Regions from separate parts of the Homo sapiens genome. Here region 1 is linked to region 2. A link is an interaction called in ENCODE POLR2A ChIA-PET data of the cell type or tissue named here. Cell type or tissue: Caco-2. All regions are shown on one strand. Each heading gives the region's core, and the rest is flanking DNA. Links, peaks and the distances in the headings are about the cores only.

Region 1 (5,377 bases), core at 118-5,117, 990 kb before region 2:
AGTTCATGACTAGCCTGTCAGCATGGCAAAACATCATCTCTAAAAATAAAGAGAGGGAGATCAAGGACAATACAAATTGCAATCTAATGAAGATATTGCTGCAAGGGGAGTAGACAGTCATCCGTTGGCCTCTGCAATCAAATATTTCCCCAGAGAATCAGGGAGGGAGGAGTCTCATGCTGGGTGCCGGCCCTGTGCCACTGCTGAAAATCTCACTGCCACAGCGTCCTGAGCTGGCAGTGGCTTCCACGGTATCTGGGAGCCAGGAGAGCGTGAACCTGCGAGCCCCACCCATGAGGGCTGATTAGGAACACTGGAAGAACTGCAAGAGGGGCTGGGCTCGGTGGCTCACACCTGTAATCCCAGCACTTTGGGAGGCCGAGGCGGGTGGATCATCTGAGGTCAGGAGTTCGAGACCAGCCTGACCAACATGGTGAAACCCCATCTCTACTAAATAAAAAATTATTGGATGTGGTGGTGCATGCCTATAGTCCCAGCTACTTGGGAGGCTGAGGCAGGAGAATCGCTTGAACCTGGGAGGCGGAGGTTGCAGTGAGCCAAGATGGTGCCATTGCACTCCAGCCTAGGCAACAAAAGCGAAACCCTGTCAAAAGAAAGAAAGAAAGAAAAAGAACTGCAAGGGGATGAAAAAAAATCTTGCTAAGGGACATGATAAGGAAACTGTCAGTCAGATATAAAGGCAGACCACATAGCTGTCACCCCATAGTCAGACACTCTGAGGGGAACCACACCCATGCATCCCACCCATCTGGAGAGCTGCAGGATGGCATGCATCAGGTTGGGGAAGGTTTGGTCCCCACAGCCCTGACTGAGAAGTACATTCACTAGAGATTTGTACAAAATAGAAGGCTCTGGGTTTCTGGTACCTGTTAGCCTAAAAAAAAGTGTGTGAAAGGCAGCAGGCCTATGCTTCTGGTTCCCTGGCCTGGAAGATTTCTTGCTCTGTACAGACTGCATATAATAATGAATTTCATTCAAGACTGGCCTGGCCAACATGGTGAAAACTCGTCTCTACTAAAAATATTAAAAAATTAACTGGGTGTTGTGGTGGGCACCTGTAACCCCATCTACTCAGGAGGCTGAGGCAGGAGACTCGCTTGAGCCAGGGAGGCAGAGGTTGCAGTGAGCCGAGATCGCGCCACTGCACGCCAGCGTGGGCAACAGAGCGAGACTCCGTCAAAAACAAAAACAAAAACAAAAAAAACAGAAAAGGAGAATGAACTTCAGCTGTGCTTCTGTAAGGAGCAAGGATGCACCAGGTAGCCAGGTCCTATCATGTAGGCCATAGCCTTGATCTCACATATGTCCTTTCCCCATCTTGTTTACTGGTTCCAGAAAGAGAGAGAGAGAGAGAGAGAGAGAGAGAGAGAGAGAGAGGAAGGAAGGAAGGAAGGAAGGAAGGAAGGGAAGGAAGGAGAGAAAGAAGGAAGGAAGGCAAGAAAGAAAAGAAAGAAAACGGGGAAGGGGAAAGGAAGAGGGAAGGAAGGGAGGGAGGGAAGGAAGAAGGAAAGAGCCTTGGCAGGGACCTGGCATACAGGGGCTTAGGCTGTAAACTGAATAACGCCAGGAGATGCCATTCACATGGACTACATCAGTGATGGCATTTCCTGGAATTGTGCACTGTGGAACCCCTGACCCCAAGGGCTCCCAGTGGGCGTTGTCACAGTCCCAAGCCCCAGTCAGCAGAGGTGGTCTGCCTGGTTTGACACTGGTGAGAGTCCCTGTCACCAACCTTGAATTTAGGCTGGGTAGAAAAGGAAAAGAGGCCAAAGCGGGCAGTAAGACTGGGAGGGAAAAAAAAAAAAAGGAAGGTTCAAGGAACTGAAGACCTCCAGGAGATCCAAGAATAGGAGTAGTGCAGGTGTGGGAAAGTGGGAAGAACTTTGCCATCTTCCTCAAAACATGACCTTGGGCAAATTACAGTCCCACTCTGTGTTTTGGTCAATGAGGGACCCATCTGGTGGTCCCAGAAGGTGATAATACCGTATTTTGTTTTTTGTTTTTTGTTTTTTGAGACACAGTCTCACTCTGTCGCCCAGGCTGGAGTGCAGTGACGTTATCTCTGTTCACTGCAACGTCTGCCTCCCGGGTTCAAATGATTCTCCTGCCTCAGCCTCCTGAGTAGCTGGACTACAAGCATGCGCCACCACGCCCAGCTAATTTTTGTAACTTTAGTAGAGATGGGGTTTCGCCATGTTGGCTAGGCTGGTCTCAAACTCCTAACCTCAAGTGATCCACCCGCCTCGGCCTCCCAGAGTGCTGGGAGGCGTGAGCCACTGGCCTAGAACCGTATTTTGACTGTGCCTTTTATATGTTTAGCTATGCTTAGATACCTGAATACTTACCACTGTGTTGCAGCGGCCTACAGTATTCAGCACAGTCCCATACCGTGCAGGTTTGCCACCGGGGAGCAGTAGGCTATGCTGTCTAGCCGGGGTGGAGTAGGCTCTACCATCTAAGTTTGTGAAGTACATGCTGATATTCCCACAACAGCAATGCATTTTTCAGAACCTATCCCTGCCGTTAAGCAATGCGTGACAGCACTTCAACTCCTCTGGCCTGTTTGCTCTTCTATAAAATGCCCACCTCACAGGGGGTTGTAAGGATTAAACAAGACAACCAGGACCTGGCATTTGGTCGGTGCTCAGCAAATACTGGGTTCCTCTCCTCCCCTGTCACCTGGGCTTCAGGTTTCCTGAGCTTATCTGCAAACCTGTGCTGAACAAACAGAGCTACAGCCTGAGTGGCTAAAAAACATGAAGAGAGGACAAGAATGTGATGTGTGGGAGGCAGAGGAAAGGGTCATGGCCACGCAAAACTCTACTCAGAATTGCAAGGGGGTTCCTCTGCTGCCCCTTCGAGCCCCCACACTGAAACTGGCTTTTCTGCTATTTTTAAGATTTGTTAAGTCAGGCCTGCTTTGCATGGGAGCTCCACCTCCACAATAGCCACTTTCTCCTTGGGATCTGACTTGGATCCCCACCTCAGCATTGTCAAAGGCCCCGTGGAGCCTCTGAAGCTCTCCCTCCTGTGGCCTTTTGAGTCTAGTGCCTGTGCTGTGCATGGCTCATCACGCTCCATAAGTATTTGTGAAATCAAAATGTCTCCTTCTTGCCCAACACACACCCATGGCTCCTCACAGCCCAACTCCCCTGCTGTAACCCATCAGCCAATCCAGTCACATTAGACCTCTTGCATCCCCTGAAAAAACTCTATGCCTTTCCTTTGCCTAAAATGCCCTTCTCCCCCTTCACCCACTGTCTCATTCCTCAGGACCCTTCTCAAAAGTCACTCCATCAAAAAGCCTTTCAGATTCCAGCAAACACAAGGGAACTTCCGCTTATCCCCATTCCTCAAATCACTTTGATTGTGAATTAATTAATTAATTAATTAATTTATTTATTTATTTTGAGACGGAGTCTTACTCTGCTGCTCAGGCTGGAGTGCAGTGGCATGATCTCAGCTCACTGCAACCTCCACCTCTAGGGTTCAACAGCTAATTATTGTATTTTTAGTAGAGATGGGATTTCACCATGTTGCCCAGTCTGGTCTCAAACTTCTGACCTCAGGTGATCCAGCCACCTTGGCCTCCCAAAGTGCTGGGATTACAGGCATGAGCCACCACACCCAGCCTGAAAATTTTTAAGTTTTTAACCTTAGCAGCTAACAGCAGAGTTCTTTAAAAGGTATTTAACATCTGTTTTTGGAAGATATGTTAATGAAATTGGATAACTGGGTTTCCTGGGCACGTCAAACCATAGTCATCAACATAATGTACCCTACCTTCTCATCAAAGTCCTAATAAGACAAGCTTTCGTTTCTTTATGACAGAACCACCCTAAGCGTTTAAATTCCTTACCCAGAACTTAAGTCTTAATTTAAAATTTTCATAAATCAAATTATTTGGAAAAATCTCAATACTGATTACAAAATAATCAAATTATTTTACACATTTAAAAATATTCGAATCTATTATCATTCAACTTTTTTAATATTTCAAAATAAGTCACAAGATGAATATCAAATCCTCTTAACTATTTCAAATTAATATCACAATCATAATATGCCAGATTCTCTAACATGACATTCTCCAAAATATTTCAGATGCCTTAAGAAACAAATAATACATACAAATTACCATGATGATTTCAGTTTTTTTCTAAACCTAATGCAAAGTAGTAATATCACGGATTTGGTAGACATTTTTCTTATCACAATGCTTATTTCTACACCTTCACAGCATTTTCCTATGCTTACCACTTTAAGGAGATCAGAATTACTGTCTCAGTTTGGCTGGGGCTGCTCAGTCCAAAATTTGGAACTGAGATGAGTTACAGATTTCAGTTTAGTTAGAGTTTCTGAATTGCATCAGAACAGCTGGGTCTACTTCCAGAGTGGTCCCTCCTGAGGTTTATTTTGACTCATGGTTCTACAGGTTGTAAGGGAAGCATGGCACCAGCATCTGCTTCTGATGAGGGCCTCAGGAAGCTTCCCATCATGGCATATGGCAAAGAGGGAGCAAGCAAATCATGGTGAGAAAGGAAGCAAGAGTGAGCGGGAGGAAATGCCAGGCTCTTTTGATCAGCCGGATCTCGCATGAAGTCATAGAGTGAGAACTCATTCATTACTGCAGGACAACACCAAGTCATTTGTGAAGATTCCATCCCCGTGACCCAAACACCTCCGGGTAGGCCCACCTCCAACACTGGAGGTCACATTTCAACATGAGATTTGGAGGGGACAAACATCTAAACCATATCAAGATTTTTCATTTATTTGTCTAAATTGATTCCTATGTATTTCATATTTTTGTAGCTATTGTAAATGAGATTGCTTTCTTGATTTCTTTTTTCAGATTATTCACCATTGACATATATAAATGCTACTAATTTCTGTATGTTGAGTTTGTATCCAGCAACTTACTGAATTAGTTTACCAGTTCTAGCAGTTTTTTGGTGGAGTCTTTAGGTTTTTCTAAGTGTAAGTTCATGTCATCTGTGAACAAGGCTATGATTTCTTTCTTTCCAATTTTAGTACTCTTTATTTTTTTCCCTTGCCTAATTGCTCTTCCAGGACTTCCAATATTATGTTAAATAAAAGTGGTGAAAAGTGAGCATCCTTGTCTTATTCCAGATGTTAGAAGAAAGGTTTTCAATATACAATGTTAGCTGTGTGTTTGTCATCTACGGCCTATGTTATTTTGAGGTATGTTTCTTCTATACCCAGTTTGCTGAGGATTTTTACTATAAAGGTATGTTGAATTTTATTGGATGATTTTTCAATATCTATTGAAATGGTCATATGGCTTCTGTTCTTGGTTCTGTTAATGTGATGTATCACATTTATTGATTTGCGT
Region 2 (5,377 bases), core at 246-5,245:
AGGCATGGCGATGCCACGATGAATCTCACACAGTGCCTGGCTATGTGGGAAGGCAGATGACAGTCTGGTCAGGGTGGAGAGAGAAGGAAACAGGTCATTACAGTGCAGAGCGGTGAGCCCTCTGATCTGGCCAGGCATAGGTGCTGCAGGACCTCACCTGGGGGCCCCAGATCCAGCCTGGTGAGGACAGAAGGAAACTTCTTAGAAGTGCTCGCCAACCCAGGCTTGAGTGATAGAAGTTAGCCAAATGAAGAAGGAATGGGTTGGGGAGGACCCTAGCACCCAGAAGCAAAGTGAAAGCTCAGTACACTGCAAGACCTGCTGGTAAAGTTAAAGGTTACACGTTGCCCATGCAGGAGGACAGGGGAGAAGGGAGGCATGTCAACCAGAAGCCACCCCACGCCCAGCTTGTCTGCCTTGTTAGGGAGTTTGGACTTTATCTTGAGGTCAATAGAGAGCCTCTGAGAGGTTTTAAATAGGGAGTGTTAAGATCGGATTGAAATGTCAGAGATGTCACTCCTAATGCGATGTTGAGGATGAACTGGAGTGGGCAGGACGCTGGTCAGGAAGACCAGCAAGACTGTTGCAGCAATTTTGGGAGGAATGGAGGTGGCCTGACTAGGAGACGGTAGATTGGTCAAGAGTTTCAATGATGCAAGCAGATAGGACCATTGTTACAGAAGGAAGAAAAGGAGTGAGAAAGTTGGAAAGATAGGATGTTGAGATCAGAGAGTGGAAGATAAAATAGTTTCTGATGATGGCTGGGACCAGGGTGTAGCCTTCAGAATGGAGCTGAAAAATGAGTGGAGATGAAGGTCATGTGACATGAGGTCAAGGATGTGGGAGGTTTCTCCTAGGGCTTTAAAAAAATGTGGTAGAATATATGTAACACAAAATTAACCATCTTAACCTTTTTTTTTTTTTTGGAGATAGAGTCTTGCTCTGTCACCCAGGCTGGAGCGCAGTGGTGTGATGTTGGCTCACTGCAAGCTCCGTCTCCCAGGTTCACACCATTCTCCTGCCTCAGCCTCCCGTGTAGCTGGGACTACAGGCACCCGCCACCAAGCCTGGCTAATTTTTTGTATTTTTAGGAGAGACGGGGTTTTACTGTGTTAGCCAGGATGGTCTTGATCTCCTGACTTCGTGATCTGCCCGCCTCAGCCTCCCAAAGTGTTGGGATTACAGGCATGAGCCACCGTGACTGGCCCCCCATCTTAACTATTTTTAAGTGTATTAAGTACATTGTATGAAGAACATTAAGTGTGTTAAGTGGCATTAAGTACATTCACATGGTTGTACCACCATCACCACCACCCAGCCACAGAACTCTTTCCATCTTGCAAAACAGAAACTCTGTACTCATTAAACAACTCCCCATCCCTCCCCCTCTACCTTGGCCAGCCCATGGCAACCACCATTCTCCGGATTTCTGGCAACCACCATTCTCCAGACTTCTGTCTCTATCAATTTGACCATTCTAAGTACCTCATAAAAGTAGAACCATACAATATTCGTCCTTTTGTGACTTGCTTATTTCACTTAGCACAAATGTCCCCAAGGTTCAACTGTTTTGTAGCATGTATCAGAATTTCCTTCCTTTGTAAGGCTGAATAACATTCCATTGTATATACTCCTTTCTCTTTTAGACTTTTGATTATGGCCCACAACAAGAAAAGTAGTTTACACCATGACCTATTACACATGAAGGTATTATGTCATGGAAATAACCTATTATTGGCATATGTTTTATATTATACATATAATTAAAATAAATATTTTACCCCCAAACCACCTTTCTTACATGTGAAGTACTCTAATATTTTCTTTCTACTCTGTTTCTTTAAAAAAAGATTGCTGGCCACAGTCCTCGAAATCAATTTCGTGACACATTAATGGGTTGTGATTCTGAGTTTGTAAATAGTTGGTCTGTTTGGACATTGAAGTTACCCACGATGATGGCAAGACTTGGAATGAAGTGGTGCCAAAGTCTTCAATGAATATGGAGGGGCAGAGGCACAGCTCCATGCATTTGTCCTCGTGAATGGCCTGTGATTTCAGCACAATCTATTAGGTAAAGGTCCAAACTATCAGTTTACTTCTGGTGTAAACAGGATAATTCACAGATTTGCTGTTTTTCCCCAATGGTCTCCAGCTGGCATGGGTCTTTAATTTATTCACTGCCAGTGACCATTCCCCTCCCTTTTTCCATCCTAGGGAAGAACTAAGTAAACTGCCCTTCTTCACGTGCCCCAGCTCCGTAGTCTGATCTGGAAAAGGGGCAGGGGCACGGGAACCTCAGCAGCAGGTGACTGTGGCCTCCAGACTCTGCCATGCTTCCAAAAGCTCCAGCCATCTCATGGTTGCAAGAATCTCCCAGAGGGAGAGGCCATGTCCAAGGCGACGGTGGGTGGGGTTCAGCCTCCCAGGCTAAGGCTGGGAACGTGCCTTGCCCAGAGGAGAGGGCAGGGTGGGAGGCACTGAGGGCAAGGGTCAGGGCTCCCACAGAGCCAGTGTGTGTGGGAGGAGAACGGGGGTAACTTGTTGTCCTGCCAGTCTAAGAAAGTCAAAGGGTTTCTCGTTGTCTCCCTGAGTCATTACACCCCCAGCTATTTTTGTTAAACATTAACACAAAGTGTCAGGAGAGCTTCACCATTTTTAATGAGCTAATCTCTGTGGCATCCCCATAGAATGAGGTCAGAACAATCACCATCTCAGTAGCAAGGAAAAAATAGGCAGAGGTGGGAAGGGAAATCGAAGGGAAATTCACATTTCATCAAGCAATTACTGACACCCATTCTGCACTGCACTGATATTGCAATATATGATGCAAACAAGACAGTCTCTGCTTTTTTTTTTTTTTTCTTTTTTTTGAGACAGGGTCTCACTCTGTTGCCCAGACTGGAGTAGTGTGCAGTAGTTCAATAATAGGTACAGCCTCCATCTCCTGGGCTCAAGTGATCCTCCCACCTCAGTCTCTTGAGTAGCTGGGACTACAGGTGCCTGCTACCAGGCCCAGCTAATTTTTGTATTCTTTTTGGTAGAGACAGAGTTCTGCCATGTTTCCCAGGCTGGTCTTGAACTCCTGGGCTCAAGTGTCCCACCTGCCTTGGCCTCTGAAAGTGCTGGGATTACAGGCGTGAGCCACCATGCCTGCTGGTCTCTGCTTTTTGAATGCTGACATGCTGACCTTAGATGTGGGGTAGGGATGATCAGACCAAGTATTCTGAATTATGGACTTGGAATTTGCAAAGTCCAGTGATGAGAAAGAACTTGACTTGTTTTATTTATTTATTTATTTAGAGACAGAGTTTCACTCTTGTCGCCCAGGCTGGAGTGCAATGGCGTGATCTCGGCTGACTGCAACCTCCACCTCCCAAGTTCAAGCGATTCTCCTGCCTCAGCCTCCCAAGTAGCTGGGATTACAGACGTCTACCACCACGTCCGGATAATTGTTGTATTTTCAGTAGAGACGGGTTTCACCATATTGGCCAGGCTGGTCTCAAACTCCTGACCTCAGGTGATCCACCCGCCTTGGCCTCCCAAAGTGTTGGGATTACGGGCGTGAGCCACCGTGCCTGGCCAACTTGTTTAGAAAAGTGGGACTGAGGTTAATATCAGGAGTCTAGAGTTCAAGAGTGGACAGCCAGGCAGGACTGATCTTGTCAAGATTTTGATGTGGTTGGATGATATGATCAACAGATCACAGAGAACCCTAGGGCATTGCAATGCTTAGGCTGGGCCATTTGAGCGCCAGCACCTCGCTATGAAACACACTGAGCTGGAGAGTCAATGATACAAGAGCTTAAGGATTTTATAAAACATGACTACATACAGCACTTCATATTAGTCAATGTTCTTTCACAGTAATGATTGCATTTTATCCTTATAACCCAGCAAGGTCAGTATAGTGGGCATTTCCTTATGCTAATACCTCTGTTCTTCACCACCCCACACCCTTTTCCTTGATAAAGATTCTGGGGATTGGAGAGGAAGTAACTTGTTCTGCACTAACCGGAAAAAGAACCTAGACATTCTGACCCAGCCTAGGGCTCTCTCCACTACTTCAGACGCCTCTTTAGCTCGACTCTCCCCTCCAACCCTGCTTTTTCTGCACAGCCCAGTGAGTTCTTGCTTGCTGAAAGAACCTGGCCCAGCCAGGAAAAAGGACACCGGGAGCTTCACATATGTTTGTCTTCAGAGGCAGCGCTCGTGTGCCACCAACATAAATCTGATAGGCACTGAGATCTCGGTCTTCCCTTTTATTCTGGGGAGGGAATTGTGGAGCTTAGGCTAGACCATCCCTGCCACCGGCCAACTCACTGAATCGGTTCCTCTGGGAGGAGCACTGGGAGTTGGGGTGATGTGGTATAGCCGAATTGATGTCCCATTTCTGGGTTAGGATCTGGCCCTGCCATTTACTAGCTTGTAGTGTCAGGCAAATTTCTTAACTTTTCTGAGCTTCAGTCTAATGGCAATAGCCAGGATTATTGTTAAGATTAAGCCTGCACCATAAGCTTCATTCCTTGAATAGCTAGTGTTACAAATGGTGAGCTGTTAGCCCCAGGGAGTTCGGAAGTCTCTGCGGTTTTATCCGGGGGTCCTGGTATTGCCCGCTCTGAGGATGGGTCAGGCTCTGTGGAGATTCCCCACTTAACCTACCGCATCCTGAACACTGGAGGCTGTTGTTCTGGGATCCAAAGCTGCTCCACTGTTGCCCCAGGGCATCCTGACCTAGTGAATTGCCTCCTTTAGAAGCACTACTTTCCCATCCTCCCAGACTAGCTAATTTACTGCTGATGAAAATAGCTTTAACGGAACTTGGGTCCCAGGAAGGCCACCGCTGGCCTAGAGCATAGAATTCCAGGGCAGAAAGGGATTCCAGGGGTCTCACACTCACTCCCAACTCTGATTCCAAGGAGACAATCCCCACAGTGGAAATCTGTTAAAACACTGAGTAAATCAAGATGGTTCCTGCTAATATCTGACTAACGTTTTCTTCCAGCTGTACGTTCCCAACCTGCCTGAACGAGGCCTCTAGGACGGCAGCGTCCAATCACATCTCCCCTCTGCTTTCCTAACTGAATGTTGATATTCTCAGCCTATTTTGCTTGTACAAGTCCCGTCTGTCTGCCTGCCTGCCTGCCTGCCTGCCTGCCTTCCTTCCTTCCTTCCTTCCTTCCTTCCTTCCTTCCTTCCTTCCTTCCTTCTTCCTTCCTTCCTTCCTTCTTTCCTTCCCTCCCTCCCTCCCTCCCTCTCTCTTTCTTTTTTTCTTTCGACAGAGTCTCGCTCTGTTGCCCAGGCTGGAGTGCAGTGGCGCAATCTCGGCTCATTGCAAGCTCCGCCTCCTGGGTTCACGCCATTCTCCTGCCTCAGCCTC

What was found. Peaks named below come from ENCODE experiments on the same cell type or tissue, not always from the same donor. Only the 100,000 strongest peaks of a DNase experiment are listed, where the experiment ranks them.
Region 1: POLR2A ChIA-PET joins it to region 2 with 5 read pairs; 1 of 35 experiments calls an interaction of 5 or more read pairs at or near these places.

Annotation. Positions count from the first base shown.
Region 1 is chr22:17,065,542-17,070,918 of GRCh38, forward strand. No RefSeq gene overlaps it. Among named protein-coding and RNA genes, the nearest start is that of IL17RA, 17 kb to the right of the region's middle. In Caco-2, for the core only: no CTCF peak of the experiment used is centred there; a DNase peak (open chromatin) is centred at 2,690.
Region 2 is chr22:18,058,856-18,064,232 of GRCh38, forward strand. All of the region lies in intron 1 of LOC105372853 (a long non-coding RNA gene), which reads left to right. Among named protein-coding and RNA genes, the nearest start is that of PEX26, 16 kb to the right of the region's middle. RefSeq lists an enhancer at 2,382-2,882. In Caco-2, for the core only: no CTCF peak of the experiment used is centred there; a DNase peak (open chromatin) is centred at 2,476.